Linked DNA regions of Mus musculus: region 2 is linked to region 1. A link is a loop called in an ENCODE intact Hi-C map of the cell type or tissue named here. Cell type or tissue: heart. All regions are shown on one strand. Links, peaks and the distances in the headings refer to the core of each region. The heading gives the core; the rest is flanking DNA.

Region 1 (16,768 bases), core at 5,247-13,246:
GATTCTGAACTCAGAATTATTGCAGAGGGATGTGGGGAGTAACAGAGGCAGGACAGCTGCCACAAGTGATAGGAGGGTGCAAAGGCCTGTGGGAAGTTACAGAAAAAAGGGAACACAAGTATCTATCAAAAAGAACTGTGATCTACAATAAATCCAAGACTTACACAAAGCAGATGTGGGGACATTTGCTTAGGATAGTCACGAAGGATGAGAAAGATCGAAAGAAACCATCCCTGGTTGTAGTGGCAATCTTGAAATTTGGTTCCTTTAAAAAACACAGAAATATTATGGGAATGTTTTTGTTTTACTCGCAGGTATGGGATATGGGGCTGCTTCAGACTGTCTATGGTGCCTGACCATGATTTGCCTGGTGATATGGCAGGGGTGTGGTTTTGCCAGATGCAGATAGTTTCTACAGTTGTGTGACATCTGGAATTCTGGGGACTTTTCAGAGGGTATATAAATGCTAGGACCCCGAGAGGTGGGGGTTTGTTGGTTGTTGACAGTGAAAATTCAACTTGCCCCAAGGCACTGGACACCTCTAATCAGCAGGAAGCAGTCTCACAACTCTGTCATCCCCTTTCCTTTCTAGTCTTCTTTTTTAAAAACAAAAACAAAAACAAACTCCTATTTAGTGTTAGGGGATTGGATTGAAAGGGTAGAAAAGGGACTGGTGAGATGGCTCAGTGGGTAAGAGCGCCGACTGCTCTTCTGAAGGTCCTGAGTTCAAATCCCAGCAACCACATGGTGGCTCACAACCAACCATAATGAGAGATCTGACACCGAAGACAGCTACAGTGTACCCATTTATAATAATAAATCTTTGGGCTAGAGCGACCAGATCAAACAGAGGTTAAATTCCCAACAATTATAATAATAAATAAATCTTTTTTTTTTTAAAAAAAAGGACAAAAAAAGAAAAAAAGAAAAGAAAAAGGAAAGGGTAGAAAAGGGGAGGAGAAGGTGGAAGAAAGAAGAACGGGCAAAGAAGCAACCTGCCAGAGCATAAGGACTTAGTATAACAATTTTTATTAAAAAGTATCCAAAATACTTAAATGTCATTTCCCCCAAAGACACAGCTCTTCTCATTGTGGTAAACTCACCCAAAGTCCCCAACTTTCAGCCATTTTTATGGTTTCCTAGTATGAAAACAAAAGCCTAAGACCCAACCAGTCCAGGTCTTCCACTTCTGAGTCACAGACATCCTGTTTTCTCCGTTTGACCCGATGGGATCAGGCATGGACTCAGCGTGACAGTGGAGTTACACGGCTTAATTTACTCACTCGAATTCGACTTGGTAAGCAGCTGCTGTGTTCCAGGCACTGCCAACAAATTGAACTAGAGGGATGAATATAAATCATCAGGAAAATGCCAATCAAAACCACGGCAGGATAGCATCTCATGCCTGTTAAGCTAGCCTTCTATGTTTTAGAAAGATGAGCGTTGGCAAGGATATGGATATATTGGATCCCTTGTATAGTTCTAATGGGAATGTACAATCGAGGGGCTTCTGTAAGAAATAGATGTAGACTTCTCTAAATCATTAAACGTAGAGTTGCTATGTTTTCAAGCTCTCTCACTTTTGTGTATATATCCAAGATGGGTGAAATCAGAGTCTAAAAAACCTTACTCTCCCATTCTTTGCAATGCTACTAATAATAGCCAAAATAGCCAGACAATCTAAATGTTAACCAACAGAAAGAAACCACAACATGAATGCACAATAGAATGCTATTGAGCATACAAAGAAGGAAATCTTAGCCCTTACAACAGCACGGGTGGATCTAGTGGTGTATGCCAGTGATAGAATTGCAAACACCTCACAGCTCTGTGGCAAGTATCTAAAATGTCAGACTCTAGGAAAAAAAAAAAAAAAGTAGAATGCCTGTTGGCAGGGGTTGGGAGCAGAAATGGAGCTGTTAGGGGTGTGAAGTACCTGTTATACAGAATAACAGTTCTAGAGATCTGGTAGTCATCACAACACCACAAACTTTATGATTCTGTGTCAGGAACTCAATATCTGTCAAAGTTGTAGATCTATTACTTTTAGTTTAGTAATTTATAGTTTGCAGCAATCCACCCCCCAAGCCCCACCGCCACCCCGTCTCTGTTGCATTCCTATTGATGTAAAGAGGATCATGACCAAGACCATATACAGAAGAAGATGTTTATTGGAGGCTTACAGCTTCAGAGGGTGGGTTCATGACTGTCATGGAGGTAGTATAGCAGCAAGGCAATATTGTCTCTAAGAGGAAGCAGAGGGACAGGAGAATTAGGGGACAGAAGGAGAGAGAAAAGGAGAGGGAAGCAGGAGAGAGAGAGAGAGAGAGAGAGAGAGAGAGAGAGAGAGAGAGAGAGAGAGAAGCCATGGGCTTTTGAAACCTCAAAACACCCCACACACACACCCTCAGTGACACACCTCTTCCAATAAGGTCACAACTCCTAATCCTTCCCAAACAGTTCTGCCAACTGGTAAGCAAGCATTCAGATATATTAGCCCAGAAAGTGGCCATTCTCACTCAAACCACCACACAACCTTAGCATTCCACTGGGATTACAGGTAAGTACAAGGACACAAGGGAAGTGCTCCTGATACAACTAAGTAAGAAAAAGTGGAGTTAAGTTAAAAAGGGGAAACAAATGCACAGTCTACAAGATTAGGAATAGGCAGAGGAGTCAGAGACATTAAAAGAAAGAACTAGCTGGGGAGACGGCAGAAGAACTAGACTGCTGGAGAGAGAACAGACCCCAGAGGCACCACTGGAAGCAAGCCACCCAGATTAGACTCTCGGGCTCGTAATTTTCTATGAACTCCAAATTAGCATGGTGTGTACATACTAATTTTACCAGTTTGGTAGGAAAAACCGTTTTCTTCCTACAGATGGAGAAATACCCACTGTCTCCTTGCCAAAGTCACTGCTCCATGGACTCTGCCTAGTCCCTGCACAGCACATGTTATTTCTCTCTACCTGTTTTGGACCAAGCTCCAGTACATTTCTTAAAAGGGCAAGATGAAAGTCATAGGGTTCCATGGTTCCTAATGTGTCTTTTCCTCTTCTCTAGGTAGGAGGAGAGGATGAATCTTTGAGTAAGGGGTAGGTGCTGGAGTAAATGGTCTCATCTTTAAAGGCAAAATAGTTCTGGCTTAACAGGCATTGTCTTCATCCCTTCAGATTGAGATAGGCCAATCACACTCATGCAGCGCACTTCGAGAGCATGCACACAATGATAGGAGCATCTAGGAGGGCACTGAAAAGGAGTGCCATCCTCTGGAATATCCTGCTAGGTCAGAGAAAAGCAGGTGCACTACTCAATGGCTTAGCCAGTGTCTCCTCTGCACACAGCGAGGAACTTAACAACATGTCTTTGGCTTTATTGAGCCTAAATCCTGTATTCTCCAACAACAGAGATAGCCAATTACTTTGCCTGTAAATTAAGGGGAAAAGGTAGCTGTATGGTAAGTGATCTGCTTAGGATTTGTAAGCCAATGCCTGCAGCTAACGGCAATCAAGCCAAGCCGTTATCTGTTCAGTCTTGGTTGTTTGTTTGTTTGTTTGTTTGTTTGTTTTAAATCTATTTTAGTTTTTTGGAAGTATAACTATTCATAGCTATTTCAAAGCACCTGGCTTGGTGATTTTTAGGAAATTTATAGTTACGTAAAATTTGCTTTCTGTCATCTCCTAAAGATTACTCGGTCTTTTTATATTCAATACCTAGTCTTGCCCCATCCTCCAACCACTGTTATAGTTTCTGTTTCTTACATGTTTGTCTCTCCAGAAAATTTCATATAAATGATGTCACATAATATACAGAACCTGTGCATCCACTTTCCTTTCATTAGCATAAGTTAAGAAGGCGCTTCAACATTGTATCAGTATCAGTGTCTCTTTGCTTTTTGTTCTGAAGAATACTAGTTGGTTGGTTGTTTTTGAGGTGTGTCTCAGATAGGGTTTCTATTACTGCAACAAAATGCCCTGACTAAAAAATAAGTTGGGGTGGAAAGAATTTATTCAGCTTACACTTCCACATAGCTGTTAATCACTGAAAGAAATCAGGACAGGAACTCAAACAGGTCTAGAACCCAGAGGCGGGAGCTGATATAGAGGCCATGGAGGGGTGATAGTTACCTGCTTGCTTCCCATGACTTGCTCAGGGCCACCAGCCCAGGGATGGCACTACCCACAATGGGCTGGCCCCTCCCCCATTTGTCACTAATTGAGAGAATGCCTTACAGCTGGAGCTCATGGAGGCATTTCCTCAACTGAGACTCTTTCCTCTCTGATGTCTCTAGCCTGTGTCAGGTTGACACAAAGCCAGCCAGAACAAGGAGGGTCTTCCATTTTTAGACTCCTCAGCACTGAGATTCTATCTAGGTAGTTGGAAGCTTTTGTTTTCATTTCAAAGACTCAAGTCATGTTGTCATTTGTCATGTCATCCCCCGACCCTTCAACTCCTAGAAATATACACCCCTAGACTTTGGTTGTAACTGGCTAAGACTTTGGAAGCTGTCTCCATTTTGGAGGAGACAAACTGGTAGAAGATAGTCATAAATATAGAAGGATCTCACTGTTGTGTCAAGGAAGAGCAAGCAAGCCACCACCATCAGCCAATCCTTATTTCTTAAGGCAGGAAAACCACTTCCTCTCTGCTTCATTTCTACTGGAAATCAGTCCAGTTTGCTTGGGCAACAATTAATATGTTTACCTGTGGTGGCAAAAAGGAACTTCTCAACTGCTACACAAACAAGATTTAGTATAACGAGTATTTTTGATTATCTGTTGTAGATAAACAGTATATGAGACAGAGTAAAACAAAACCTTGGACTTTGTTCTTAAAGGCTTAGACATGTTCCTTCTGGTGCTTAGAGTGGTATACTGGGATTAAGACTTCAATATATAATTTCATAGTGGATAAATGGAGTGGAGGAAAGATGGAGTGGGATGGTTTTATTGCATCTTAAGTAAAAATTATGAGACACAAATGCCGTGTGTCTGTCTGTCCATCTGCCTCTGTGTGTGTGTGTGTGTGTGTGTGTGTGTGTGTGTGTGTGTGTGTGTGTGTGTGTGTGAAAGGCTTGAAAAAGAATGAGGTGAATTATTGTGACCTCAATGTCATTACCAATTCTAAGAACTTTGAACTGCTTTTGTATTAGTGGCCCTTTAAGAAACTCTGACTAGATCCTTTTATGACTCATTACCCATGACTTTGATGCCATTTCAGGCTTTGTCAACATCTTCTGTAGTTACGAACTGACAGGAGGCAAACTGGAAGGAAAAACATTTTTGTAAATATATTCTATAGGCTTGTCTTAAACAAGTAGAGACAACATTCAACTAACATCTGCCTTCTCCACAGAATAGATTTGCTCACTGGCCCTGAGTAGTGAGATGTCTGTTCAGGTAGCAAGAGGCATTTATGACCACCATTCCCCATCTCTGAATTCAGTGTAGTCTATAACTGCCAAACAGGAGGTATTAGGCCTTCCCTCTTGCCAGCACCCCAGAAATATGTATCACTGAGCCAAGAGTGAATCATACACTGTGCAGCAATGCATTCTGGGCATTCCTCTTTGAACATAGGAATACTCTCAGGGTTACCTTGGAAGGTAGCTGAAAAAAAAAACACTACAAAATTAATTAATTAATTAAAAAATAAAAACCTCAAATGAACCAACAAGTCAAAAAAAAGTATAGATATAGTTAGACTGTTTCTTGCTGGTTGTGAAAATTAAAGCCATGGTGGAGTGCCCTTGGATTTGACCCCACGGCTAACATTTATGGTGGAAGGCAGGCAGCCATGGGAACTAAGGTCACAATCTTTTAAGATGAGCAAAACAGCTTCCCAAATAACGATATTGAAGATAGAGGTGGGCCAGAGCAGCAGCAAGCCTCTCTGTAGAGGCAGAACACAGTTGTAATGGGAGTTCTCAGGCTGGGTTTTCTCAGGTGGGAACAGCAGGATCTGGGAGGATTGCTGTGGTTTCCAGTCTCTTGTGTACCCAGGCACCACTGGGGTACCACTGCGAGTCGGGATGGGTTCTCTGGCCCATGCTTCCCCTCAGGGAGTCCATGAGCCAGGCAGGAAGGTGAAGGCTGAGCCCACAACGGGGTCTGAACCAGGTTTGGTGTGAGTGCCCAGAGTACAGAGGGGCTGGGAGAGAGGAGGCCTTCTCTGGGAGATTTAGTTGCAGTTCTTTATGACAAAGGCCTCCCCCGAAAGTGATCCTGGATGAAGAGACAGTCCTTGCTTGCCCAAACAGTTTTCATTTGATCGTAGATGTGAATGTATATATCTTACTCAAGGTGAACCAGGGATTAAATATCTTTTTTGGGGGAAGGAATGCTCAGGAAGGGAAGCTCATTGGCTGAACACTGAAACCTATCTAGATACCTCATTAGCATGGAGAACTCCAGGTTTTTTGTCTTACATTATTTTTTTTTTCAGGTAGAAGTAAGTGTGGGTGCTCAGAATCCCCCAGACAAGGTTAAGGAGGAGAAAACCTCCTAACAAGGGAGTCTCCCATTTTGTGCCTAGCTCAGGGACCATCTGGTCATGGTGGACTTGGATCTTAGTAGTTTTCCCACAGTTAGAGGCACATAGTCTGCTCAGGTGTGGGCCTCTCTACGATAAGAAAGGCCCAGGTTGGTAGCGTGTTTCATGCTTTCAGTGCCCCCAAACATGAAGAAATACAAAAATAGGATAATGAACATTGTGGTACATTCATTTTAAACTTTTCCACTAACTATATCACTATTTTTAACCGATGTGTAAACCTATATTTTATAAAATATAGAAGCAAATGAAATAGCAACTCACTGCCCATGACAGAGGCATAGCTTAAATGAAGTGTCTTGATGAACATGTAGGGACAGTTAGAGAATTCCAGTGCCTCTGTGTCAATCTCCTCTGGTATCTTTATCTAAACCTAAGGAGCAAGAAGGTAGGAAAGCCCTGCCTTCAGAACAGAGCCATAGAAAAGTCCGTGTGATTTTCAAGGCGAACCAGTTAGCGTTTACCCAGAAGAACTGGGGAATTTTAACTTGGCAGAAATGAATTACTCATTAGTGTCTCTCCTTCAAACGGAAAAACAAATTTACCTACATATTAAGTGGGAACATCTCCACAGCCTTCTACTCTCAGGTTTCTACAGACAGCTATTGAGGAGTGTTGTGACTATGTGGTCTCATCCCATGACATCGTGGTCCACAACACAGGGTTGTCCTCTTATGATCCCTCCGCTGTTCGCTCGATGCTTAAGTGCCTGCCCCTGCACATCTGGCCCTAGCAGATCTCTCCTGATTGGTCCTCACTCCAGATAGTCAGGTTCTGCAGCTTGTTTAGAGGAGACCAGGCCTGTTCAGGACAATATGGCCAGAGGCATGGCAGCTTATTTTAATGCTTGTAATGAGCAATCTGTAACAGGAGGGCCTTGCAACAGCCAACCCCAGTGAAGCTCTGCAATCTGCCTCTGAGTCTGCACTTCCGGCTTTGCTGGGGTCTAGTTTTCCATTACTCGAGTTGGACATTGATTAGGAACTGACTTATTACATTATCATTAGCTGAATTCTGTCCTCTCTTCTCTGAATTTATATATTGAAACCCTAACTACCAGCCATGATAGGACTATATTTAGATTTAGGTCTCTAAGCAAAAAATGAGTCATGAGAGTAGACTCCAATGCAGTAGGGAGAGAGGCACACACAGGCATGCAAAGGAAGACCAAGTTTCTATCAGGGGGAGCAGTCCGTCTATCAGCCAAGGGAGAAGTCTTCAGAGAAACTGACCCTGTAGATACCTTGACCCTGTAGATACCTTGATATTGAGATTTTGGCCTCTAGAATTGTGGGAAAATATATTTCTGTCATTTAAGCCATCACTTCTACAGCCCTGGCTGGCTAATACCCTACACAGGCAGCTTTCCTTCATAGTGTAGTATCCTGATACTGTCTCATGTCAGAAATTGGGATATCATGACATACCTGCAGGCTCCCCACACCAAGCCTGTCTCAGGATAATTCTTTTATTTCCTCCGTAGGCACTTATTGCTAATGTACAGATTGTACTATCAAATCTTGGAAGAGAAAGGAAGGGCTCAGCAAAAAAGAAAAAATGTGCTTTGACAACATGCAAGATAACTGATGACACCCAAGAAAAGAAGGTGGGAGGAAGAGAAGAAAAGGGTAAGGAGCAAGCTAGCTTAGCCACTGTTTTCTTGAATAGCGATTGGTTTTTGTTTTTGTTTTTGTTTTTTTTAAGTGTAATACAGCCAGGAATGGTGGCACACACCTTTAATCCCAGCTGGCAGACTGTTCAGAGCCATCTGTTCTCCTTAGCACTTAGCAAATTCCAGGACAGCCTGGGCTAAATAGACAGATTCTGTACAAAAAAGAAAAGTCTAAATCATATACTAGCAAGATGAAACAAATATAACAAACTCCCACAAGTCTGACCTTTATACCAACACACAAATAAGTAAGTCATTAAAAGCCATCTACCCAGCACTTGGGAGGCAAAGGCAGGCAGATTTCTGAGTTTGAGGTCAGCCTGGTCTACAGAGTGATTTCCAGGACAGCTAGGACTACACAGAGAAACCCTGTCTCAAAAAAACAAAACAAAACAAAACATCTAAAGTGCTGGGTATTGGTGCCACACACCTTTGATTCCAGCACTCAGGAGGCAGAGACAGATCAATTTTGTGTGTTCGAGGCCACCTTGATCTACAAAGTGAACTCCAGGACAGCCAGGGCTGTTACACAGAGAAACCCTGTCTCTAAATAAATAAATAAATAAATAAATAAATAAATAAAAGAGATTAACAATTTTTAAAGTTTAAGTCATTGCAGTACCTTCAGACCAAAACCATTATGGAAGATCACTGTGTACATGAAATTTTGAGTACACTAAGAAAGATAGTAAAGAAAATATATCAAGAAAGTACTTGCTTAGAACAAAGAAAATGGAATAAATCTTTGACTAATAAATAATAAACTATATTGTCCCTTATATAAATGTTGGCCAGACTAACAAACACATAAATACATGCTTACATAAACACACACACACACACACACACACACACACACACACACACACACACACACAAAGCTGAATTGTGTTTGGCTGGATAATAATAATGCAGATTGTCCATAGGCAGTAAATTCCTAACGATATCCAAGATGAGCTGAGTTCCGACCCACTGGTGCCAGCCCCTTCTTGATTAGAACTCCTTCATGAAAGAGAAGCCAAAACACCACAGAAATATGGGTGGAGCCGGGGGACACACAGCACAAGGAAGTTCTGAGGTTTCATATGTCCCCAGGGGAACTGGAGTCTTTACTTCCTTCCCAGCGACAGATTCTTGCTAGCTTCTTAAAAGTAGTGGCAGTTCCTAAGAACACACTAATAGAAAAGTTATTTCTTTTCCTGCTGCGGTTCCTTGGTGTTAAAACAGAACACCCTTGCATTCACTCAGACTCCTTTGCAAAGTGAACTGTCTCCTACTAGAAAAACCCCACTCTTGTGTCTATATCATGCCTGGTGGGTATGCTAAAACAGGATCTAACTGGCTCCTGGACCCTTACCCATGACCCAGAAACATCCCCTGTGGCCTGAATCCCAAACAGGCCAGCAAGTCCAAACATGGCCTGGCTGAGCCCTATGGCCCTAGGGCAATGAGCTGACGTGTTTGAGACATTAGCCCCAAGAACATGTGAGCAGAGACTGAAGCCAGGCAGAGGTTGCTCACCAGATTCCAGAAAACCTGACAGACTGGAAAGGCAGTCACAGCAGAGCACGACCAGGTGGCCATAAGCTGACCACTTAATATCACCTGACTTTACCCTTCTGGGGAACAGATCAGCAAGGACTTGAGCCACGTAACTCACCTGCCCTGAGCTTTAATTAAAGCTTGCTGCAAGCTTGATAATGTGCCCAGGCAACCATGCCCGACATGCTGGAGTGCTGGCTCATTCCCAGGGCCACAGTTAGTCTTTTGTTGTATTGTTCCAGGTTTAGAGCAGTGAATCAGACCATAATTGGCTTTGGAGGTTCTGCCTTGGTTGTTTGTGGGGTAGGAATCTTCATTTGTGATATTCAGTGAGTGTGCCACACGTTTGTGTGTACTTTTGGGCTAAGGCCCTTCCCCTCTCACCAGCCTGCTCTGAGCACGATAAGGAGGTTCGAGTAGGCAGTTCAGAAGGGTGGGGATTCTAGATGTCCTTGATTAGCATGATCACTCATGTCCACTCTTTCATTCGTAAGACTTTTTTTTTTCTGATTCAAGGACCTACAAGTGCTTTAATAAAATAATCGAGTATTTAACTTGGTTCAGGATTTAACTTTTTATTAATTTTATTTATTTAATGTATTTGTGCTCTGCTGCATATATATATTCTTATCTTAAGAGGGCATAGATTCCCCTATAGATGGCAGTGAGCCACCATGTGGTTGCTGGGAATTGAACTCATGACCTCTGGAAGAGCAGCCAGTGCTCTTAGCCACTGAGCCATCTCTCCAGCCCAAGATTTAACTTTGAAATCCAATTCATTCACAGCTTCTGTGATGCACCCACTCACCTGCATACCTACCAAAGGAGTCAGCACACTACTGTTGGTTTATTATGCACCCTATTGCAGAGCCAGTTTGGGGTGAGGATACAGGATCAGATCTCAAATCTAAGCCAAGATTTTGATGAACTCAAAGTATCAGGTTTTGAAGAAAATGTAGTTTTACACAACCTGTAAAGACTCTTTAAAGCACTGTCATGGTATGGCTGGGGTCCCTGGGGCTGAAACCTCATGACACCAAGTAGATGTATTTATTTACCCTGAAACTACTGAAATGTCAATGTCAAGTCCACACTTAAATTTTGTATAAACTGATTCTATTTCTTTCATTAAAAAAAAACCTCTTCATTGGAAACCTGTAAACTTCTGGCCTTGGGAAGCCTGAGCAAGGAACAATGCAACTATTCACAAGAACAGTGAAGGACACTTCCTCACCCTGACCTTATCCTGCCTTCCTGCAAGCATGCCAACAATGTGCTTTTGATAACATCCTGCATTTCTGAGTTTGTGGATAGACTATTCTAATGGACTATCTGAAAGTACTCTATTTAAATTCTTCACGTTACCCTTTTCATGCCATTTGTCTTGCTGTAATTTTATACAAATTTGCATAGTTTTGATTACTTGCTAACTTTCCACCCAAACTGAAAGGTACGAAAAGCTCATTTGACACCAAATTCTTTTTCACCTCTGCAGCTCCAGGTTCAGAACAGAGCCCAGCATACTGCACACACTCATCAGATATCTGTAGACAGAATCAATTATGAACATAAAAAAATAAGTAAATATAATGAGAACCAAAACATCATCATGATGAGGAATGACATATTAGGCTATTATAAAGTACATTCTCTGATAATTATTGCTATTCAACAGTGAAATAGGCTGTCTTGAAATGCAAAGAAAATCACTAACAAAAGTACATGCTCACTACCAGGCATGTTGAAGAGGAACATTTTATAGTGTTCAGAGTTAACTAAGATCAAGTGGAAATCTTGTTAAGTCTATGGCCATCGCAGCATAGCATTTATCTCTGTCACTGATGATGACCTAGATGGCTGTTGTGGGAGAAGACATTAAGGAGAACTGGACAGTTTTTGTTACGTGTTTATGTGCAATATGGGTGGGAACCAACAAAGTATGCAGAAAAGCGAGACTCATGTAAAACTGGGAATAACTCACAGTCCTTTCAGACAGGATGGAAAACCTACAATGTAAAGCACTTTGGGCAGCAAATGCCAGCTAACAGGCCTAGCGTGTCAGACAATACCTGACTAGCTCACAGGCTGTGGTTGTTTGAATAAGAATGTCCCCTATAAGCTCATGTATTTTCACGCTTAGTCATTAGGGAATAGCACTATTTGAAAAGTATTAGGAGGTGTGATCTCTGAGGAAGTGTGTGTGTGTGTGTGGGGGGGGGGGCTTTAAGGTTTTCAAAGCAGATAGAACCCAAGTATCTCTCTATACCTAAGGATTAGGATGTAGCTCTTAGTCACTGATCCAGTGAGTCTTAGTTAGGGTTTTACTGCTGTGAACAGACTCCATGACCAAGGCAACTCTTATAAGGACAGCATTTAATTAGGCCTGGCTTACAGGTTCAGAGGTTCAGTCCATTATCATCAAGGCAGGAGCATGGCAGAGTTGAGAGTTCTACATCTTCATCTGAAGGCTGCTAGGAGAAGACTGGCTTTCAGGCATCCAGGGACATTAAAACCCACTCCCACAATAACACACCTACTCCAGCAAGGCCACACCTTCTAATGGTGTCATGCCCTAGGCCAAGCATATATAAGCCATCACACAGTGTCTACCTACATGCTGCCATCCACACCATTAAAAATTTCTAAAACTGTAAGCAGCCCCCAACTGAATACTTTCTTTCATGAGCGTTGCCTTGGTTGTAGTGTCTCTTCACAGCATGCAACAGTAAGATACAGCTGAGAATTATACGGATAGTTTCAAAGGATTGCAAAATAAGAAATGTATGAGATACAGTGACCTACAGATCCTGAAACACTTGCCATTTCTAAATAAATAAATAAATAAATAAATAAATAAACAAACCTTTTCCAATCCCTTAAATAACCTCCACAAAGTGATTTGTTTAAAGACCCTATAATATAAAAGGATTCCCTAGACTCAAACTTGATAGTCATCATCAAGAGGACCCTGATAATTCCCTGTAGCACAGCTAACAATAAAAGAGAATTCAGTATTATTTTAACAAAATGCAAAAAAAAATCATAAAATTCACATTGATAACTCAATTAAAAATTGCAAGATCTAGAATAGGAAAATACTTCCACATTAGTCATCTCCTGCTGTGTAACAAACTACTCCAAAAGGAACATTTCTTCCTGTGTGGTTCCTGCCACTCAGGAATTCTTCTTACAGAACATAGTGGGGAATGCTTCTTTGGGATCTTCATTCTTTAACAACTAAGTTGGAAAAATGAAGAAGAATTATTCAAGGTCTCATTAATATATTTGTTTGCAATTGGTGCTGGCTATCAGCCACTTTTTGTGAGCAAAGCTCACCTTGTCTGTTTGCTTATTCCTTGTATGTGTCCTGGATAACAGGATAGTTAACATTAACTGGCACTAGGAATACCGCCCTTAGATGTTAAGGACTGGAGGTTTTATTTGTATATCTAGAGCAATGGTCTGTCCCACTTGAGTTTGTCAGGCTATTTTGCACAAAGATTGAGATTAATAGCACATGTCAGGTTTCAGTCTTAGGGCTTTAAGTTTTAGCTGCTTTGGCTGCATGCATAAAAAGATGTGTTTTGTGACCAGCACTCCAAATGCCTTGGTTCCTTGTACGTGCTCCAGTTGTTTACTGCTAGAGGGAATGAAAGTCTCATATCCTCTGAAGAAGGACTCCAGAGCCTGGGCTGGGGCTCTGTCCAGGCAAGATGTCAAACAGAAAATCATAACCATGAACTAGAAACAAGGCCAGGTAGCAGAAGGTGACATCTCGGTGATGCCAAGAACATTTGACTTAGAATTCAAGGCAACACTACCTACGGTGGGAAGAGGCCACTGAAAAGTCATCAAGCAGGGCACATGAACTGTGATGTGTGGACTATTGGGTATCGTCACACTACCTGGCACAAGAAATTATACCAGAGCAGTGCAATGAGGTGGCATCTTAGGTGGACCAATGGCTTGAAGACATTAAGAACTCTAAGAACACAGACTTTCATGTTCCTCAGTTAAGCTATTTTCTTAGTTAGGATGTCTATTGCTGTGAGGAAACACCGTGACCATAGAGCAAGTGGGAAAAGGAAAGGTTTATTTGGCTTACACTTCCAGGTCACTGTTTATCATCAAAGGAAGTCAAGACAGGAACACAAACAAGGCAGGAGCCAGGAGGCAAGAGTTGACACAGAAGCCATGGAGGGGTGTTGCTTACTGGCTTGCTCATCATGGATTGTTAAGCCTGCTTTCACACAGAACCCAGGACCACCAGCCCAGGCATGGTATCACTCATAATGGGCTAGGCCCTCCTATATCAATCACTAGTTAAGAAAATGCTCTATAGATTTGACTATAAGCTGATTTTATTGGGGTATTTCCTCCTCTGGAATTATTATAGTTTGTGTCTAGTCGACATAAATCTAGCCAGCACAGTTACCAGTTTGTGATAAGAAGAATAGAAAGATCTGGAAAAGAACCAAAACAGCGCATTTCAGATTGACCCTGGTATGTACGACTCTCTGTGCTTAGAGCTCTCTATTCTTGGTTTTATTTACCAGCTCAGTCTACTAAAAACTCTCATTCTGGTCAAATTGGCTAAACCTTAACCTTCCAGATTAATGTGCACATTTTTTTCTACTTTTTAATATCCACAAGCAAGATGTTTTACAGTTTATGCATTTGGATTTGATGGAATGAGGCAACTCTTTCTACATTCTGCAGCCCAAGGTCACCTGGAACTCACTATATAGCAGGGATTCAGCCAAAAAACTCCAGGTTCAGTGAAAGATCCTGTCAAATAAATAGATAGATAGATAGATAGATAGATAGATAGATAGATAGATAGACAAAAAACAAACAAACAAAAACCAATAAGATGCTGGTTAGATGGCTACCCTAAAGCACCTGCCATGGCAGCTGGAAAGCCTCAGTTCAATTCCTGGAATCCAAGTGAAGGTACAAGGAAAGGACTGAGTTCACAGAGGTGTCCTCTGATGTCAGCAGATGCACCCTGGCATGTGCACACCCTCCCCCACAGACCATACAAACCAATAATAATAAATAAGGAAACTTTAAATAACAACAAATAGAGGAATAGCGGATAAAATCCAACATGTACTTCTTGCCCTCATGGAGTGCATGTGCACACACACACACACACACACACACACACACACACCCCGCAAATAAGCACCATCCACCACATGCATACCCATAAAATAATAACACAACTTACTGAAAAAGAAAGTGAATGTAACATTATGAGATGTTTATGGTAGATCACTATAGTTGGGGGGAAATCAAGATGCAGAATGTATGTATAAAATTATCTGACTTTCACTAAATGGAAAATTTCCCCCACATCATACAGAATTTGAATAGAAAGTCATTTGGACTAACACTTAGTAGCATTGTCTCTAGATGGCAGAATTAACACAATAAGTTTCTGAGAATTTTCTTTTCTCCATACTTATTTCTCTCTCACACACACACACGCATATGCTACCTACCTTTGAATATTAATATTTCAATAATTTAAAATTTACTTTTGCAGTAAACACTAGAGAGAAGGGCTGGCTCTCCCTTGGTATGCCACTCAGTAGAAAAGACAAAAAACAAAACTCTAAACTCAGCATAGAGAAGAGTGAGTTATGAGATATGACAACCAAGAAATAAGATTAATTCAGAAAACCACAGAAGAAAAGAGTTTTCTGAACCAAGATGTGAAAGAATGCTTGGGCCTAATTTTCTACATTGACTGGTTTAAAACTCACAATCACACAAAACAAAGTAGAAAGTCAATGCCTTGGGCCAGAGCAGAAAAACCAGTCAGTTGTTTTAATGGAAAAGACTTTCTTATGCAAAGGTGGCACTCAGGCAAGATCCTATTTAGAAGATACCTTTGCAATGTGTTCCTCCCTGAGAGAGGTGATAGCTTTCCATTACAATTACCAAGACCTAGCTGGGCATAATGGCTCACACCTGTAAGCCTAACATTTGGGAGACTGAGGCTGTGAAACAGGGGGATTACCTTGTTTAAATCCAGTCAGGACTACTTAGAAAAACCTTACCTTAAAACCCACAAGACAAATAGACAAAAGAACTGAAACACAGAAGGCCGTCACATTATAAAGGGGAAAAAGTTGTTGTGGCTAACTATTTGGGTGGTTTCCGGCCATGATTAACAGGCCCATTGCTTTTAGGCCTATGGCAAAGTAAAAGCACAATAGATGCATAAGGCAAAACAAAACTCTCAGTGAAAAAGGAGGAAGCTCTGGGGCCCACGATTCTCTGTAGCAGGCACTACAAGGGCCATCTATTTAATAACCTCCACTAGGCCATACCTCTTCAAGGTCTGACTACCAGCCAAGAGCACCAAGCTGAAAGGTAAGCTGCTAACACAAGAGTCTTCTGGGGCCCAGGCCTTGTCACAAGAGGCATGTTGCTACTAGAAAATAGTGTCCATTACATAACGTATTGACATTATTGCTGTCCACCAAACATACTACATGAGTGATATGCTCATACCTTAATCATGGTAGCTAGAGGTTTATCCCTCTCTCCCTCCATTTCTTTTTTTATTTCCTTTCTTTTAAACATTTTAATAAATGTTTATGTGTGTGTGTGTGTGTGAGTGTGTGTGTGTGTGTGTGTGTGTGTGTGTGTGTGTGTAGCTGAAGATTGAACCTAGGGCTTGGTACATATTGGGCAAGAGTGTTGTACATTTGTAAACTTCATTTCCAGCCCTCTTTTTAAAATTCAGTGTCCATTTTTCAGATAGTCTCATGAAGGGTTTGAATTCAGGAGCTGTTAAATGCTGCCAGACCCTTCTTCTTTGCCTGTCATCACTGCCTATCATATAAGGTATGGCTAAAGAAACAAAAGGTCACCACTGAAGTTGGGACTCCTATGTAACAAACTAAAAACTAACAGTGTGTGTGCAAGCACACTACAAACCTGCCAAAGGAGTGTGACAGTCACATTTCAGCCAACCACAGGCAGTCA
Region 2 (16,768 bases), core at 1-8,000, 52 kb before region 1:
TCTTCACTTACCTGACCTCCGTTATTGTAGAATCTCTGTATCCATGACTATCTAGCCAGATCCTACAATTCTGCCCCAAAGACCTTCATAACACATTACTCTAAAGAGCATTACATTTGTACTTACAGCAGGAGTCCCAACAATCACCTTCCTGATGAGGGTGAAGTGGTAACCCAAATTCTGATGTTTAATCAGACTACACTTTTTCCCTTTCATATTAACCAAGACACAATTCATCTCTCTCTCTCCTCTCCTCTCCTCCCCTCCCTTCCTCCTCCTCCTTCTTCTTCCTCTCTCCCTCTCTCTCTCCCTCTCCCTCTCTCTCTCTCTCTCTCTCTCTCTCTCTCTCTCTCTCTCTCTCTCGCTCTCTTCTCAGTTCTATTTGTGACTTCTCTTTTTAAATATCCTCCAATCTAATGGGCACTAAGATATACCTAAGCATCAGCAACCAAAAAGTCTAGACTAACAATCTGAATCATTATGGGTGAAACACAGATAGCTAAGCCAGCATGGAGACCAAAGCACCTTTACACTCCCATATGTTCCTGCAGGTCGGGGAGGAAGTCATTAATTACCAGGTGGCATACACTAGCTGTGGCTGCTTGAACTGTACATAGAATAGGACAAACAGAAGGCTTCAACTGTCACTGTTGAAAGTCCATTTAACTCTAATACAAATTCATCCATAGAGACAATGAATATTTAAGCTATAGATTGAAACCCATCTCTAGATTCTATTTTAGTAAATCAAGAGCGTGTACTTCGAATGACACCTGAAAAACACATTTTTCTAAAGTTAAACAGGACCCCACTGGGGCTGGTCTAAACACAGGTCTGCTAGGAAAAGCTTACCTTCTCAAAGGGAGCAGACCTGATAGTGTTTAAAACAGTTACCTACCTATGGCATAAAGCCAAGTCTCCAAAGGCAAAATTAGTGGCTTATATATAGTTCATACTTACCAATTATTTTGTAGACATTATTTGAAATTTAATTAAACAAAATGCACTTTAATACTTACTCTCCAATTTTTTGAAGTTCACCACCTCTTCCAGTATAAAGTGTCAGGCATCCTTTCCACATTGATGCATACCTAGAGGGAATGTATACTTTTATACATGGGCCTACTCACCATGTCAAGTCAAATACAGTCACTGTAACTGTAACTCTAATAAGAAATTATACAAAGAAAATTCTACTGCCACATTAAGACATCATCATAGCTGTCTCTTGTGAGGCTATGCCAGTGCCTGGCAAACACAGAAGTGGATGCTCACAGTCAGCTATTGAATGGATCACAGGGCCCCCAAGGGAGGAGCCAGAGAAAGTAACCAAGGAGCTGAAGGGCTCTGCAACCCTATAGGAGGAACAACAATATGAACCAACCAGTACCCCCAAAAGCTCGTGTCTCAAGCTGCATATGTAGCAGAAGATGGCCTAGTCGGGCATCATTGGGAAGAGAGGCCCCTTGGTATTTCAAACATTATATGCCCCAGTACAGGGGAACACCAGGGCCAAGAAGTGGAAGTGGGTGGGTAGGAGAGCAGGGCAGGGGGGAGGGTATAGGGGACTTTTGGGATAGCATTTGAAATCTAAATGAAGAAAATATCTAATAAAAAATTGGAAAAAGAAAAAAAAAGACATAATCATCTAAATAACAACCCTAGGAAAAAAATTTTTTTTTTACTGCTAGAGATGGATCTCAGGCCTTGAACATACTAGGCAAGCACTCTGTCACTAAGTTATATTCCTAGAACTTGATTTTAAACCTGATTTTTAGGCATCTCCCTAAACTGCCCAGGTTGGTTGCTCTGTAGCCAAGTAGCCCCCAACCTTGCCATCTTCCTGTCTCAGCCTCAGGAGGAACTGGAATGCATAGTTTGATAAAATCTTGACCAGGCATGGTAACACACATTTTGAATCCCAGAACTGAGAAAACTGAAACATGAAATCAAATTTGAGCTTATGTACAAGGAGAATGAGTGGAAAGAAGTAGTGTTCTGGTAAAGTACATATTTATTGTTATTTCTAGATGATTAATGACTTTATCAGCAGTTAACAAAAGATGGGTTTTTTTTTAGTGAAGAATTGGTTTGATTGGTTAACTAAAGTTCACCTTAAAATTACTTTAAAACAGACTATTTCAACAGAAGAAATATCTGTAAGGGGCTCAACAGTTAAGAATACCGAACTGCTCTTTCAGAGGTCCTGAGTTCAATTCCCAGCACCACATGGTGGCTCACGACCATCTGAATTGGGATTCGATGCCATCATCTGGTATGTCTGAAGACAGCTACAGTGTGCTCACATATATAAAATAAACTTTAAAAACTTTAAAGAAAAAAAAAAACATCTGTAAAATTCTCTCCATTACAGTTAGAAGAACGTACATGTTTTCTACTCTCTGAAGACTGGCATGGGTATTAACACCTGTGTGAAGCTTGGTTAAGGAGGAGAGGAGCCTAGGAAGGGGACAAAAGACACACTCAAAGAAATAGAATTCAAAGTGTATTCTAAGGAGGAGCTTCTAATAGTAAAAATTCAGTATTTGTATTGCCTTTCAGCCACAAGGTACATAAAGCCAACACACCAGCATTGTCTGTGTTACTGACATGGCCAAGGATGATATAACAGTACTATGTCTACTTCTGCAGACAGCAGTTCTCAAGCTCCTCAAAGTTTGGCACTTTCTAAAGCAGCTATAAAAAAGATAGACCACTAATCTTCTTGCCCTGCTGGTTTCCCCAAATTTTGCAACTTTTAATATCAACAGAATGAAACCAATTGTTTAGTGTGAGCAATTTTAAATGTGAATGACATCATTAAATCTAGATTAGCAGAATCAGACCAAAGTCTGGCTTTTTCAATGTTTCTTTGTACAACTACCAAGGTGGGTAACTTCATTAAAACATATATTATGATTAGTATTAGTATTGTAGTTCTCCCCATAACCTCCAAAAGAAGTGATTTTTGGGGGGGAAAAGACATGGACGTTAAAAAGATGTAATTTAGTGTCACAATGACTCAATGTCTGAGAATAAGATGCCTAAATTCTGACTCTCACTTCCTGCTTTGATGATACCTTACCTCACTTCCTGAAAATGTTGTAAGGCCTGTGAGATAGGATCAAAGAACTCCTGCCCAAAGACTCAATACTTCTACCATTCTCTTAGCTCAGCAGCAATTGTCAACTATTTTTCTGATGGCTACCAATAAAATTATTACAATTCTCCCAATCACAGAAGCTTCCATATTCTACTTTTAAGATTCTTTCCTGAACTTTTCTTAAGGCCAACATTTGGTAAGATTTTCAAGTCTATGAAAAAAAGTATTCCAACTCCATAACCAACTAAATACTCTGAATGAATCAAAGATTAACTTCTGCCACTGTGTATTATTTTGGGTTTTGTGAAACTCTGATCTTACAGATGAAATCATTTTCAAGAATGAGTATTCCAGATATTCATTCATGTCCATATCACAACGATGAGTATTGAGTACAAAAAAAGGTACCAAAAAAGGAAAGGGGTGGAAGACATTATACTTCATACACGAACTGATTAAAAAGGAAATGTGTCCAACTGGTGTGGCACACAGAACTGATTTCCAGGTATATCTCTGTGAGTTCGAGGACAGACTAGTCTATAGAATTGTTCCAGGACAACCAGGGCTACACAGAAAAACCCAGTCTCCAAGAAAGGGTGGAAAGGGTAATGTGATCTTTTATCAGCCTCACTGATAAATGCTCACTGACTTCCACACGGTATTCTCAAAAATAAAATTAACCTTTAAAATTGGAGGGGAGTTAAATCCCTACCTAAAACAAATTAGCTGTGAAGGTGAGCTGCTCCCAGTGAGGTCCACTAAAACAGCTCCCTTCTTGAAGTGGCCCATGGAAGAGCCAAACAACTTCAGAACCCCGAAGTCGGCCAAACCCACACCTACCCCAATTTATGCACACCTACCCTCTGGTCAACCGAATAATATCCCCTGTCTGTATGAGCCCTCCGATCTCATCCCACACAGAAATAGTGATGCTTCCCGTTCTATCAGCTACTTTGCAGGATCTCACTTCATGGCCGTCTTTGGTTTTGGTCACTCGTCCTGTGAAGATTTAAAAATCAAAAAGGGGAGAAGGAAAGGTGTGTTAGATAAGGAGTTCATTCGAGGGAGCTCTTTCACCCTCCTCTGGCTCGCTACGTGACTGACTTCTGTCCCCGGGTAGGATTCTGGGCCAGGAGCACGTGGGGTCGCGGGCGGGGAAGAGGTCCGAGCTCTCGAGGGTGTGGGGCGGGCTGCGGACCTCACTTACCTATCTCCAGGACAATAAAGACGACATTTAAGTTTTTCAGTCCGGCCTTAATGTCTTTTATAAAAAGTGGAGGGTCGTTGACCCCGTGCATACTGAGGCAGGTGCGGCTACGCTTCAGAGACCCACTAGGCAAGGCTTCCCACCCTCGGGGAGGGGCAGGGGCAGAGCCGGGGAGCAACCTGGGGCAAGATTGGCGACCGGGGTCAGGAAGCGGTAATTCAGGGGCCGGGTAAACCAGCCCTAGAGGCACGGAGCCAAAAGAAAATAAAAATGGAAAAGGGAGGGGAAAAAGACTCTCACAAGTTCAAAAAAAACAAAAAACCAAAAAACAAAACCGAAGACGCACTCCGCACCCTGAGCCCGCTCCCAAGTGGGCGGCGAGCAAACCAGCGTGCGCACTGCCGCCTCCGCTAAGGGAAAAGGGATCAGGAGACGGCCCTGCCCGAGTCCCGCTGTCCCTCACACAACACACGCACACGCGCGCGCCCCCTCCGTCCCAGGCTCAGGGAAGGTACGTGACAGCAAAACGGCAAGGCTGTTCACCAACCGCGCAGCCCGCGTCCCAAGCAGCAACTGGCGAACGCTCCCTCAGGCCGGCTTTATTAAGCCGCGCCCCGCCCCTTGTGGCGTCACGCGACGTCACCACGCCCACTAGCACGCCTCTGGGGCGGAACACAGCGCCACTGAGCTCGCAGCTTCCCTGGATCCTCCCCTACTGTCAGCACAAGCACCGCCTCCCGGCCGACCAATGGTCTCTCGGCCACACCCTCCTCCCGCTGGTCGCTCCACGTCTTCCGGGTTTCTGTAGGGCTGGGTCTTTTGGTGCTCCGAGGGAGACCTGGCTTCTTCTAATTCCTCAGGATCCTTCAGTAAGGCCACCTTTGCCCTTCAGTCCCGCGATCACGTGGAACTCAGATGTTCCGAACCCCGTGGTTAGAGCAAGTATGCAGTTGAGAAGGAACGGAGAGAGTGATCGAGCAGGATCAAGGAGAGAGAAAAAAGGGCGAACTAAAGGTGTCCGAGGCTTCCAAGAGAGTGGTTCCCAGTCGCAGGCAACTTGGCGATCAACCTTCGTACTTTAGAGGTGTTTAAATTGGGATCCAGAAACACGAGGTGGTCTTTTTAAAAGTAACTTGTAAATAAACCTCTTTTCATGCTGATAATAGCCATACATAGTTAAGTTCCACAGATATTTCATTTTTTCCTTAACCCTTTTCTTTAAATTGCACTTGGCTTTTATATAACTAAGATGAGTTAACCATACACTGGTGAAGGGGAACCTTAAAACAAAACCTGAAAGGGAGGGTTGTGCTTTGCCACCAAACAAGCTGGAGGCTAATTGTGTGACCTTGAAATTAGTTGGTTAAGCTTCCTAGCCAGAATTTAACAATCTGAACAATAAAACTAGGATCCTTGCCTCATAGAGGATAAAATGGGGTCATAAATAAATTGCCCAAGTACAGTCGCAAATAGATCTGTGATCAGTATTTCTTTTCATCAATTTTCTATTGAAAATAATTACCTGTTATTTAATCTCATGGTGAGTGATAATTTTAACCCCCGTTTACAAGTAATAAAACTCACTAGAGAATAACCAAACTGGATTTCAATTTAGGCAATCTTGACCCTAGGAGGCTTCAACCAGAAGTATTTTATGTTTAAGTAGTATGATTGTAACCCTCCAAAACAGATTGAAGAAATGGGAACAGCAGAGTATATTCTAGCATGTTAGAGAATCATATAAGCAAATACTGTGGAAAATAGAAAATGTATATATCAAAAACACACTTCTTTTTCTTTTTAAGGATAATACCGAGAAACAGCATAGAGAAAAGTTTAAGAATAAATAACAAGCCATGTTAAGAACATTGAGCAGCCTAGAGGTGAAGCACACCTTTAATCCCACCATTCAGGAATCTCAGGCAATCTGTGAGTTCAAGGTCAGCCTGAGCTACACAGAAACCTTGCCTTGAAAAACAAACAATATAATAGAGCAAAGTTGTGGCCAGGGATCTGGGTGGGGTGGGGTGGGGTGGGGGACCTAGCCACTCCCTGAATTCTCAACCATTTGCCCTCATAAAAAGGACTAAGAGGGATGCTCAGAATTATTTATATACACATTCCTTAAAGAGGTCCCAAACACTAAGAGACCAGGCCCTGTAGGGGTGTGCCCTAGGTGGGTTCTCGGGGCTGACCAACACTGAGAGGAGAGGTAGACAGACTCATGCACCCTATCCCCAAACCAGAAGACATCTCCAACTGATTAACGGCTCACAAATGAATATTAGTTCTAACAGTTTCACCTGGGCTACAAAAACAACTCAGTGACATTTTGGGAGGTTCTTTGTCTCCTAACGTCTCGTTGGGACTGTTTTGACTGGTCCTTACTGATTGTATATTATGGTTTCTGGTTTTGTACTATTTCTGTGTGTTTGAAAGAGTGTCACAGTGTCCATCTGATTCTTGTGCTTTTTTTTCCTTATGTTTTGTTTGTTTTATTATAATTTTTTAGATTCCTGTTTATTTTCTAACTGAGAAAGTGAATTTAGATGGGAAGGGAGGATCTGGGAGGAGTTGGGATATAATCAGAATATATGGTATGAAAAAAAAAAAACTATGTTCAATAGAACACACTTGCATGCCAAGAGAGGGAGGAGAGAGAGAGAGAGAGAGAGAGAGAGAGAGAGAAGAGAAGAGAAGAGAAGAGAGAAGCAGGCACTCTAAAAAGCAGAAGCTACTGCACAGGGCTGTCCCTCTGTCCCTGCCCTTCCTGGCCCTCCCTCCACCCAAGACAGACTCAGCTGATCCTCTCACTTCCTCCCCTAGCACAGAGCTCCCACAATAAAAATGGCACCACTTTCTCACAAACCCACAGGCAGCCTTGAGAAACTGCAACAAGAACACACAGTTCAATGGAGAGCATAGGTTTCAGCAACTCCTAAGTCACTTCTCAAAGATTATAGTTGATTAAGGATAAAATCAACTATGGGTGTGATGGTCCAAGCTCTTAAGGCAGCACTAGAGGCAAAGGCAGATCAATTGCTAAATGGTCTACACAGTGAGTTCCAGCCCAGCCAAGGCTACAAAAGGGAACCATCTCACAGAAAAAAATAAATAAATATATATATTAGACTTTTGCTGAGGCTGGAGAGATGGTTCATGGTTAAAAACATTGGCTGCTCTCCCCGAGCAGGCCCTGGGTTTGATTCCCAGCATACACAGGCAGGCAATACATATTTGTGGTACATAAACATACATGCTGACAAAATACCAGTACTCATAAAAATTAAAAATAAAAAGATAAAAACTTGCTATACTCATGTAACCATTCCCTAGAGTATATGCTGGCATGCATTAAGCATCTACTACATATCTGGCTCTGAACACTCCTCACAATTAGATTCAGTAGCTCTCTCAATGATACATGTTTCGTGACACCCCCCCCCCCAAAAAATCTGAGCTTTAAACCCTTATGCTTATAAAACTTTTTCTTTAAAAGAATATAAAATGTGTAAATCACTAGTTATCTAAATTTGTAATTGACTTTTTTGAAGGATTTGTAATTCAGAATAATCCCCAATGCCTGCTTGGGGCTGGAGGTCAGTGAAATATTCTAGAGGATAATGAAATTTTAGTTCCTCTTGGAAAGAAACTCATTGTTAAGTAGATTAATTCAAAGCATATTACTCTGTAATAATGAGGTAGGCAGCTTTGGCGTCTATGTTCTGAAACAGTTTTGGCTTTTATGTTCTATGTTCTATGTTTTCAGTATATCTTACCTCTCAATAGTTTCCTGAATTTGCTATTTATGGAAAAAAGCAAAAGTATATTGCCCAACAGAACTATATGGAAACAAATAACATATTATTGGTTCAAGTATATATATCATGATTTTCATACTTAAAGGATGTTGTAGACAATGCTCCAAGTCGTATGTCTAAAGAGCCTGGATAGGTCGGAGCTTCCACAAGGTCACAGTTGGAGCTTCCACAAGGTCACAGTTGGAGCTTCCACAAGGTCACAGTTGGAGCTTCCACAAGGTCACAGTCGGAGCTTCCACAAGGTCACAGTTGGAGCTTCCACAAGGTCACAGTTGGAGCTTCCACAAGGTCACAGTTGGAGCTCCCACAAGGTCACAGTTTTACAGAACTGTGAGAATGCTTAATCTGGATGTTTCCAAGAGTTGCTACTGTTTAACATTTTCCTGGTGTCCTTTGTAAAACTGAATGTACAAGCAAATACATAAAATAATGTAAAAACTCAGTGGGGAGGATCTCAGAGTTCTGCTGCTTAACAAGCCATACCAAAACGATTAAAAAAAAAATTTAAAAGAAGCATCAGTCTCTATCCTCACACCAGACACATGTTGACTAGGTTTCAGGACTGTCCTAAAATTCCATTTACAAGCTGGTTTGTTGGCCAAGACCTGTAATCTCCAGCACTTGGGAAGCTTAGGCACAAATGCAAGGACAGCCTCAGCTATGTATCAAGACTGCACAAAAGGAAAAACAAGGTCAAGATCACCAAATTCTGACTTCACTACAATAAAAAGTGGATACCCAGCTCTTATTTGGGGGCACTGTGAAGTTCACACATGCACATAGACACCCACACATCACCATGAAGAGTCGGTGCTCTGTATTAAGGTTCTCTGGATGAACAGAATTGACATTAAAAAGGGAATTTGTTAAAGTGGCTTATAGGCTGTGGTCCAGCTAGTTCAATAATGGCTGTCTCCTTGGCCAAGAATTCAGTAGTTCTTACTCTGTGAGATTGTATATCCTCTGATGGCCTTCAATCCCAAAGAAGTGGGGACTGAAAACCTTTTATTTTGTAGATGAAAAAAATAAAACTGAGCAGTGGTGGTCCACAACTCAGGAGGCAGAGGCAGGCAGATCTCTGAGTTTGAGGCCAGCCTGATCTACAGAGGGAGTTCAGGACAGCCAGGGCTAAACAGAGAAATGCTATCTCGAAAAAAAAAAAAAAAATACAAGCCACAAGATGTTAACAGGAAAACCATCTAGAGTTACTAAAGAATTCCTATGTTCCAATCGATCACCAACAGTAGATAATACTATGGAAAGGATAAACAACTCACAATTGAACTTTCTCAAGTTGAGACAGATATCAACATTCAACATGTTTAGAAAACACCCCCAGGTAATGGCCATCAATGTACACCAGAGTCTGAAAAACACAGCCAGATAGGAGATAGTGTTAGATCAAAAATGTTTTCCACTTCCCTATACATTCCCTGGACCAGTGTTTCCTTAAACTAGTTTTTAGGAGTGAAGACACTGAGTATGGCTTCATCAGATTCCACTGGGGAATTTTGAAAATGCATTTCCCTGTGTACTTTATAAAGGCACTAAACATAACTGTTAACCTATTGATACTGAACTTATCTGTGTTAGGATTGAGATTGCATCTGAAAAACAAAAAAAAACAAGTACAAAAAAAAAATCCCTGACTTAATGCAACTTACATTCTAAAGGTGTACACAGAACAAATTGATATATAGTAACTAGAGAATCATGAATAGCAAGGTGAAAAAAGTCAAGATTCTATAGGTAGGGCAGCATAGTGCTCAGGGATTCTGCAGGTGGGCCTGAAGGCTACAGGTAGGCTACAGAGGGTCCCGGATAACACTCATAGAAAGAAGGGAGGAAACAAGGGATATTGGGTTTTAGGCAGCAGTCACAGAGCAAGAGCCATTTAAAAACATTCAGGCATCGTTTTCTAGAAATAGTTTTCTGTGGATAAAGCAGTGAATGAAGAGAGTCTAAAAGCTAAGAAGGAAGGAAGGAAGCAAACCATATGTACAAGTTTGTGCAGTCTTCAGATCTTACTGTGAGGCAAGAATCCATCGAAGTATTTACATCGAAGTATTTACTCTTGAAGGACTGGTTGGTTGATCTTGTTTTTCCTGTGGGGTTGCAATCCCCTTCAGTTCCTTCGGTCCTTTCTCTAACTCGGTCCAATGGTTGGCTTCGAGCATCCACCTCTGTATTTGTAAGGCTTTGGCAGGACCTCTCAGGAGACAGCCATATCAGGCTCCTTTCAGCATGTACTTCTTGGCATCCACAACAGTGTCTGAATCCCAGCTCTTTTACATGGCTGTTTCTATTAGCATTCGTTATTGGTTCGGGGCGCATGCGCCACAGTGAGCCTATGAAGGGTCAGAGCACAATGGTGGAGTGTTGGGTCTTTGCTTTCAAAGGAACCCATATTTGTTTATATGGGTTCCAGATGTTGAGCTCACATCACCAGGTTTATGTGGCAATAGTTTTACCAACTGAGTCACGCCACTGAATCTTTATGTAGTTATATTTAGATGAAAAAGATACATATGTTATGATACGCAAATGGGTCCACGTGAACAAATAGAAGTCTCAAGGCTGAGTGTGGTTAAGTGAAGATGTGCTTTCCTGACCTACAGACAGCCCTGGGTTCAATACCCTAGACCAAATAACCGTGAATACACACTGCCATCCCCCACTATCATCACCTAAGGCCACCAAAATTGGGTTGTTGTGATCATGTTTAATAGGAAAGAGCTATTTCAAGGCAAATGACTTATCTTTAAAGCACAAAAGATTAAAACTTCACCAGGAGGGCACATTTCAGCCTCTGAATGCAGCTTTCAGATTATAAGAGCAATCTTTTCAAAAGCAATGACTTTTCAAAAACTAAATTGTACTAAATGAGTGGGGTGTTAAAATGCGTCGTCCCCCCCCCCCACAACAAGGCTACCCAGCTTCGTGAATGATGAGTAAGGAGTAGATCGGGCCTTATACTATCCCTGAAGAAATGGGGCACCAAGAGGCCAGAGAGTGTTTCAAGGTCAGAAAATGAGACAACAGAAGGAGGATCAGATCTTCCATTTCTTATCCATCGTTCTTGGGACAGAACTACTAGCTCTCCTTTCTGAAGCTCTGAATCATTGCTGAACATTGTGTTCTTTTTGTTGTTGTTGTTAGACAAGACTATCACATTGTAAAAAGGCTAGCTAGCTTGGAGCTCACTATGTTGCCTGCACTGGCCTTGAACTCAAAGCAATCCTCCTGTCTTGGTCTCCTAAATTCTGGAGTTACAGGGATGAGCCACCACACTGGCTGTGTTCTTCATTTAACGTAAGCTCCAAGATGTTAGCTGAGATTGTGGCTTCTCTTTCTGAACGACTGAACCTAACTAAGCTGCTTCTTTGTCAACACATTCCAACTTTCTTTTAGGCTCTTGCTATAGCAAGAAATAGTCACTAGGGTTAATCTTTGGGTATGAATTGGCTGCATAAAAAATGCTCATCAAAACCTAGCGACTTAAAGACAGCAACTATATACTTTCAGGATACTAGGAGGGACTCCTGATGGCCTTGCCTGCAAACATTCATGTGCTCAAGTCATCTGACGGCTCATGTGAGGCTCAAGAGCCTAAGGAGACAGCACATATCTGCCCCTGGTGTTGACTCTAAAGAGCCACTCACCTAGCTAGCTGCTGATGCTGGCTCTACACAGGGACACCTGTTATTCCCCACAGTGTGTTGTGTCCTCTGGAATGTGCTACCAGGTTTCACAGCAAGGTGATAGCATGGTTTCAGGATGGTAGTAGACACTTCACAGTCTCTAAAGGCATAGAATCTGGAACTAGAAAAAAATGTACATTTGTTCCATTTTGTTGATCCAAGCCAATCACATGTCCAACCTAGATCTAAGGAAATAGGGATATGGGAAGTAAGACTCCTTGGAGTACAATACTATAATGCTTGTCTTATAAAGTGGTGGGTGGCTGAGACTTCCCACCATTCTCCCTGTAACCTCCTATTTTGTCCCCAGAATGGAATTTGTGTACTATGGTTTGTACTAGTGCTCTACTCTGGGCTTCAAAAGTCAGATGACATATTTGGGCTTGGATTAGTTAAAATTGGCACTAATTGTAGTCATAGAGGGAAGGACTAAATGTAAATGTTTATTTCCACCATTTGTCAAGGAATGGAGGTGGGAACTGACAAGGGGGCTCGGTGGCTAACTAAATTCAGTCTTCCAAAAGACTTGAGGCTTGTTCCCAGCACTGTGCCAGATGGCTCACAACGTCCTGTAACTCCAGTTCCAGGAGAATCTAATACCTCTGCGCTCCACAGACATCCACACACATGCACAAAACCTGAAGACACATGTACGCATAATTTAATACAAAACAAAACAAAAAATAAGCCTTAAAAAAAAAACTACTGAAAAGGTTTCTGAAGGATTGGTCTTGTCGCTTCATTGGCTCATCTATCCCCAAATGGCTTTATGTTAAAAGTCAACTAACAAAGCTTCAAATGTTACATTTTATCTCCCCTGACAAGGAGGGAGATCCAGTCAGGGGTAATTTTTAGAACACACACCCGCCTCTCATGCTGTATTGGTTTGTGCTTCGTCCTAAATCCAAGGGGGTTTAGGGAGAGGCATGAGCCAAGTCAGAAATTGGTAAGTGGATCCCTGAAGAAGAGCAGACATGGATGGAAACACAGTGGGGAGAGGGGAGGGGAGAAAAAAAAAAAAAAAACAAGCATAGGTCTGAGATAAAAGGCACAGGCAGGGGAAAATGTAAGGACAAAAGCCAGAAGCTGTAGAGCAGGGCATTTAGGGAATGTCTGGTGAACAGGAAGGAATCCAGCAAAACTAGAATGGGGGAAGGGAGTGGTACAATACAAGGAGAAAGAGCCAAAAAGAGATCAGTGTGTGATAGCCCAGTGGTGTGCTGTGACGGAAAAGGCCAGAAGTAAAGGTGTGTTAGGGGTCCTCTAGTCCAACTCAATGCTTTGCTGAAGGACTCTCTTTACAGTCTGACCCATAGCTATGACAGTGACACATGCATAGTTGAGTTACCACGTGGAAAAGGCACACAGCAAAAAGTCTGCAGGAAGCTGTGTCCAAACTGCTCCTGCAGGAGTCACAAGTTACAACACAGGGCGTCAAATGCTGCCCGCCAGGGACGCACACTGCAGACTTGGTGCCTGAGGTTCTTACTGAGGGCTGAGCTTCCTAATACTCTCTTCATGGTACAATACCAAGTCCCCGAACAGCAGAAGAAAGGTATTGGATCTGAACTGCATTGTTTGCACAGTTGAACACTTCCAATTCAGAGAATGGTGGGAACGCTCCTGGAACCTAAGCTCCCAGATGCCAGTCTGTGGCCAACCTTGCAAACAGATGTTTCTAGAAATAACAGTCGTGGGCCTAGTGTTAACTGTCCTTTCTACACAAATCCACAGAGAGGGACACAGAGTAGAGTGGAGGGGGAGCCAAGAGCCTAAGCAGATAGGAAACAGTCCCCATGGTTAGTATAGCAAAAAGTAAATAGAAACAACAAGGCAGATAAACTGAGATGTAGAGCAAGGATCATATTAACTGCAGAATTAAGAGGAAGTCAAACTGAGTGCAAGGAAGGCTTAACGTGCACAGGAGAATGAGGGACCTTCTCATGATAACAACCCTCATAGTACCTTTGAGATACTGCAGCTGTTACTTAAATCTGGAAATGAGGGCCGGCAAGAGGTCTCAGTGGGTAAGAGCACTGACTGCTCTTCTGAAGGTCCTGAGTTCAAATCCCAGCAACCACATCGTAGCTCACAACCACCCATAATGAGGTCTGACGCTCTCTTCTGGTGTGTCTGAAGACATCTACAGCGTACTTACATATAATAATAAATAAATCTTTGAGCCGGAGTGAACAGGGACTGAGCGAGCAGAGTTGACCAGAGCAAGCTAGAACAACCGGAGCAAGCAGAGGTTCTAAAAATTCAATCCCCAGCAACCACATGAAGGCTCACAACCATCTGTACAGCTACAGTGTGCTCAGATACATAAAATAAATAAATAAATCCATGGTTCCATTAAAATACCCCCATACCTGCTTCCTCCTTATTCTTGTACTACTGCAGCAAATTCTCGTTTCTCGAGATGAGAGGCACATCTGCATTCCTTGAAACCTGAAATCATCAGCAGCATATCATCAGTGTCATCCACTGAAGCTGTAGACAATCTTGAGAAAAGTTACTATGGTAATCAAGAGATCACTAACCAATTAGATAAAGGACCAAGACCTGTAGTATCACATGGAGCCTTTCCCTAACATCACTCTGAAGCCATGTTCCAGCTACATCACGCTACTCACAAAAATATTTAGATGAAAAACCTTTATTCGTCTTAACTTGGCTTCCATAATCTACGAAGTCTACAGCCTCTGTGGTCTTACCATCTTCTGATCACCAGAAGGACTCCCTACCCGGTATGAGTATCATCTGCATTTCCTACAAAGCAACTCTGTCGGTTTGGTCTAAAGATATTATGTTAATTTGGTGTGATGGTTTGTATACACTTGGCCCAGGGAATGGCACTATTAGAACATGTGGCCCTGTTGGAGTAGGTGTGGCCTTGTTGGAATAGGTTTGTCACTGTGGGTATGGGCTTTAAGTCCCTCATCCTAGCTGCGTGGTAGCAAATATTCTGTTAGCAGCCTTCAGATGAAGATGTAGAAACTCTCAGCTCTGCCTGCACCATGCCTGCCTGGATGCTGCCATGCTCCCTCATTGATGATGATGGACTAAACCTCTGAACCTGTAAGCCATCCCGAACTAAATGTTCTTTACAAGACTTGCCTTGGTCATCGTGTCTGTTCACAGCAGAAAAGCCCTAACTAAGATATTTGGGTCCCTAAAATTATACGAGAATCCTCACATCCACAAGTAAGACACTGAGGGAACCCTGCCCCCAGTTGGTTTTGATTGGTAAATAAAATTGCTGGCGGCCAATAGTTGGGCAGGGAGACAGAAGTGGGACTTTTAGGATTTCAGGGCAAGGGACCAAGGAAGGAGGAAGGAAGAGGAAGAGCTGTCATGCCAGGAGAAGGTGGAGGAGAAAAGATGCTGCACCTGATAAGATGCAGGTGAGAGAGCTTAGCCATCATGTAGGAGTCTGGATGGCCCGGGGCAGCAGAGATGAAATACAGATTTTAGTAAATAATGACTTGGGAATATTGGAGGGAGTTGGATTAGCCACGTGAAGGTTAAAAAGTGGCACAGCCATTGAGCTGATTAAGACATATCAAAATATAAATGCTGTGTGCGTGTGTGTGTGTGTGTGTGTGTGTGTGTGTGTGTGTGTGTGTGTGTGTATTTCATTCAGGAACCCAGAACATTGGGGCCGGTAGTGAGTAACAGTCTGCCACCACTGGGATCAATTTGAGTAGATTAATTGGGTTCAGCTACATCTGACTACTTCCCTTCTCACATTCTTGCTGGTTCCCTTTTGAATGAGTCCTTTCCATTGCACTGCTTTTCCAGGTCTTCCCACATGCTCTGTTGTAATTCTTATTAAATATATTATACTTGGCTGCTTATAAGCTTAGCTCTCAGCACACAGTCTGCCTGGCAGTTAGCAAAATGCTTCAAAAGGGTAATTGTTCACTGAATAAATGGAGAAACACATAAACAAAGAAACAGTATAATACTTTATATGGGGGTGTATTCTGATAGCAACATTAAGAGTCCTTGATCAAGACATCCAATTTTCAAATCTCATGCTTGAAACAATATCTCTTAGTTTTGGGGGTACATGGTATTTCTGAAAATTACATTGCTTTTGTCCCCCACCACCACCTCTTTTATTTTATTTTCCAAAGTAGGGTCTCTTCCTGTAACCCTGGCTGTCCTGAAACTCACTTTATAGAGGAGGCTGCCCTCAAACTCAGTGATCAACCTGCCTCTGCCTCCTGAGTGCTAGAATTAATTTTGTACGCCATCTTCCCATTTCTTCTTTAATGACATTAGTTAGTTTATACAGGTTAGTGTGGCTATACTGGAATTAACTTTAATAATTTCCCCAGTGAGGAAGCAAGTTGTTTTGTTTTTAATTGTAGAAGGGCTTAAATATTCCCCAATAATAAAAGTCTATTTTGGGATTTCCAAAGGGGGCTAATTTCAAGTAGTATCACTTCCATAAGCCAATGCTTATGGCACTACAAGGAATCCCCCAAAGAATTTAAAACATAACTAATTCTCTTTTTTTAAAGATTTATTTATTTATTTTATGTTGAGTATACTTTCACTGTCTTCAGACACACCAGAAAAGGGCATCAGATCCCATTACAGATGGTTGTGAGCCACCATGTGTTTGCTGGGAATTGAACTCAAGACCTCTGAAAGAGCAACCAGTGCTCTTAACTGCTGAGCCATCATCTCTCCAGCCCAAAACATGACCAATTCCAAAGAGAGGAGAGATGGTCATAACACCAAACCAAATGAAATCTAGACTGCCCCTGAGATTTCTTCTGAGTTACAGCTCTTTTAGTCTTTGTTAGCACACATTACAAATCCCTTTACTTCCCATAGATTTGAGATTAAAGGCCTTTGGTTAGTGGCAGGATGTAGTTTATATATAAAGATTCACATATTCAAAATGAAGACAAAATGAATT

What was found. A loop is a pair of places that touch in the nucleus more often than their neighbours do. Peaks named below come from ENCODE experiments on the same cell type or tissue, not always from the same donor. Only the 100,000 strongest peaks of a DNase experiment are listed, where the experiment ranks them.
Region 2: a loop joins it to region 1, with 2.3 times the contacts of the local background. A loop is called at or near these places in 7 of 42 quality-filtered maps.

What each region holds. Positions count from the first base shown.
Region 1 is chr1:51,520,562-51,537,329 of GRCm38, forward strand. All of the region lies in intron 3 of Gm17767 (predicted gene, 17767), which reads right to left. Among named protein-coding and RNA genes, the nearest start is that of Nabp1, 51 kb to the left of the region's middle. In heart, for the core only: no CTCF peak of the experiment used is centred there; a DNase peak (open chromatin) is centred at 9,270; H3K27ac peaks cover 2,513 bases.
Region 2 is chr1:51,473,515-51,490,282 of GRCm38, forward strand. Nabp1 (nucleic acid binding protein 1) reads right to left here and starts at 4,885. Exons shown (of 6, transcript NM_028696.3): 1 at 4,311-4,885; 2 at 3,964-4,102; 3 at 1,020-1,091. The coding sequence starts at 4,401. In heart, for the core only: a CTCF peak has its summit at 4,979; DNase peaks (open chromatin) are centred at 4,267, 4,997 and 7,107; H3K4me3 peaks cover 2,392 bases; H3K27ac peaks cover 1,990 bases.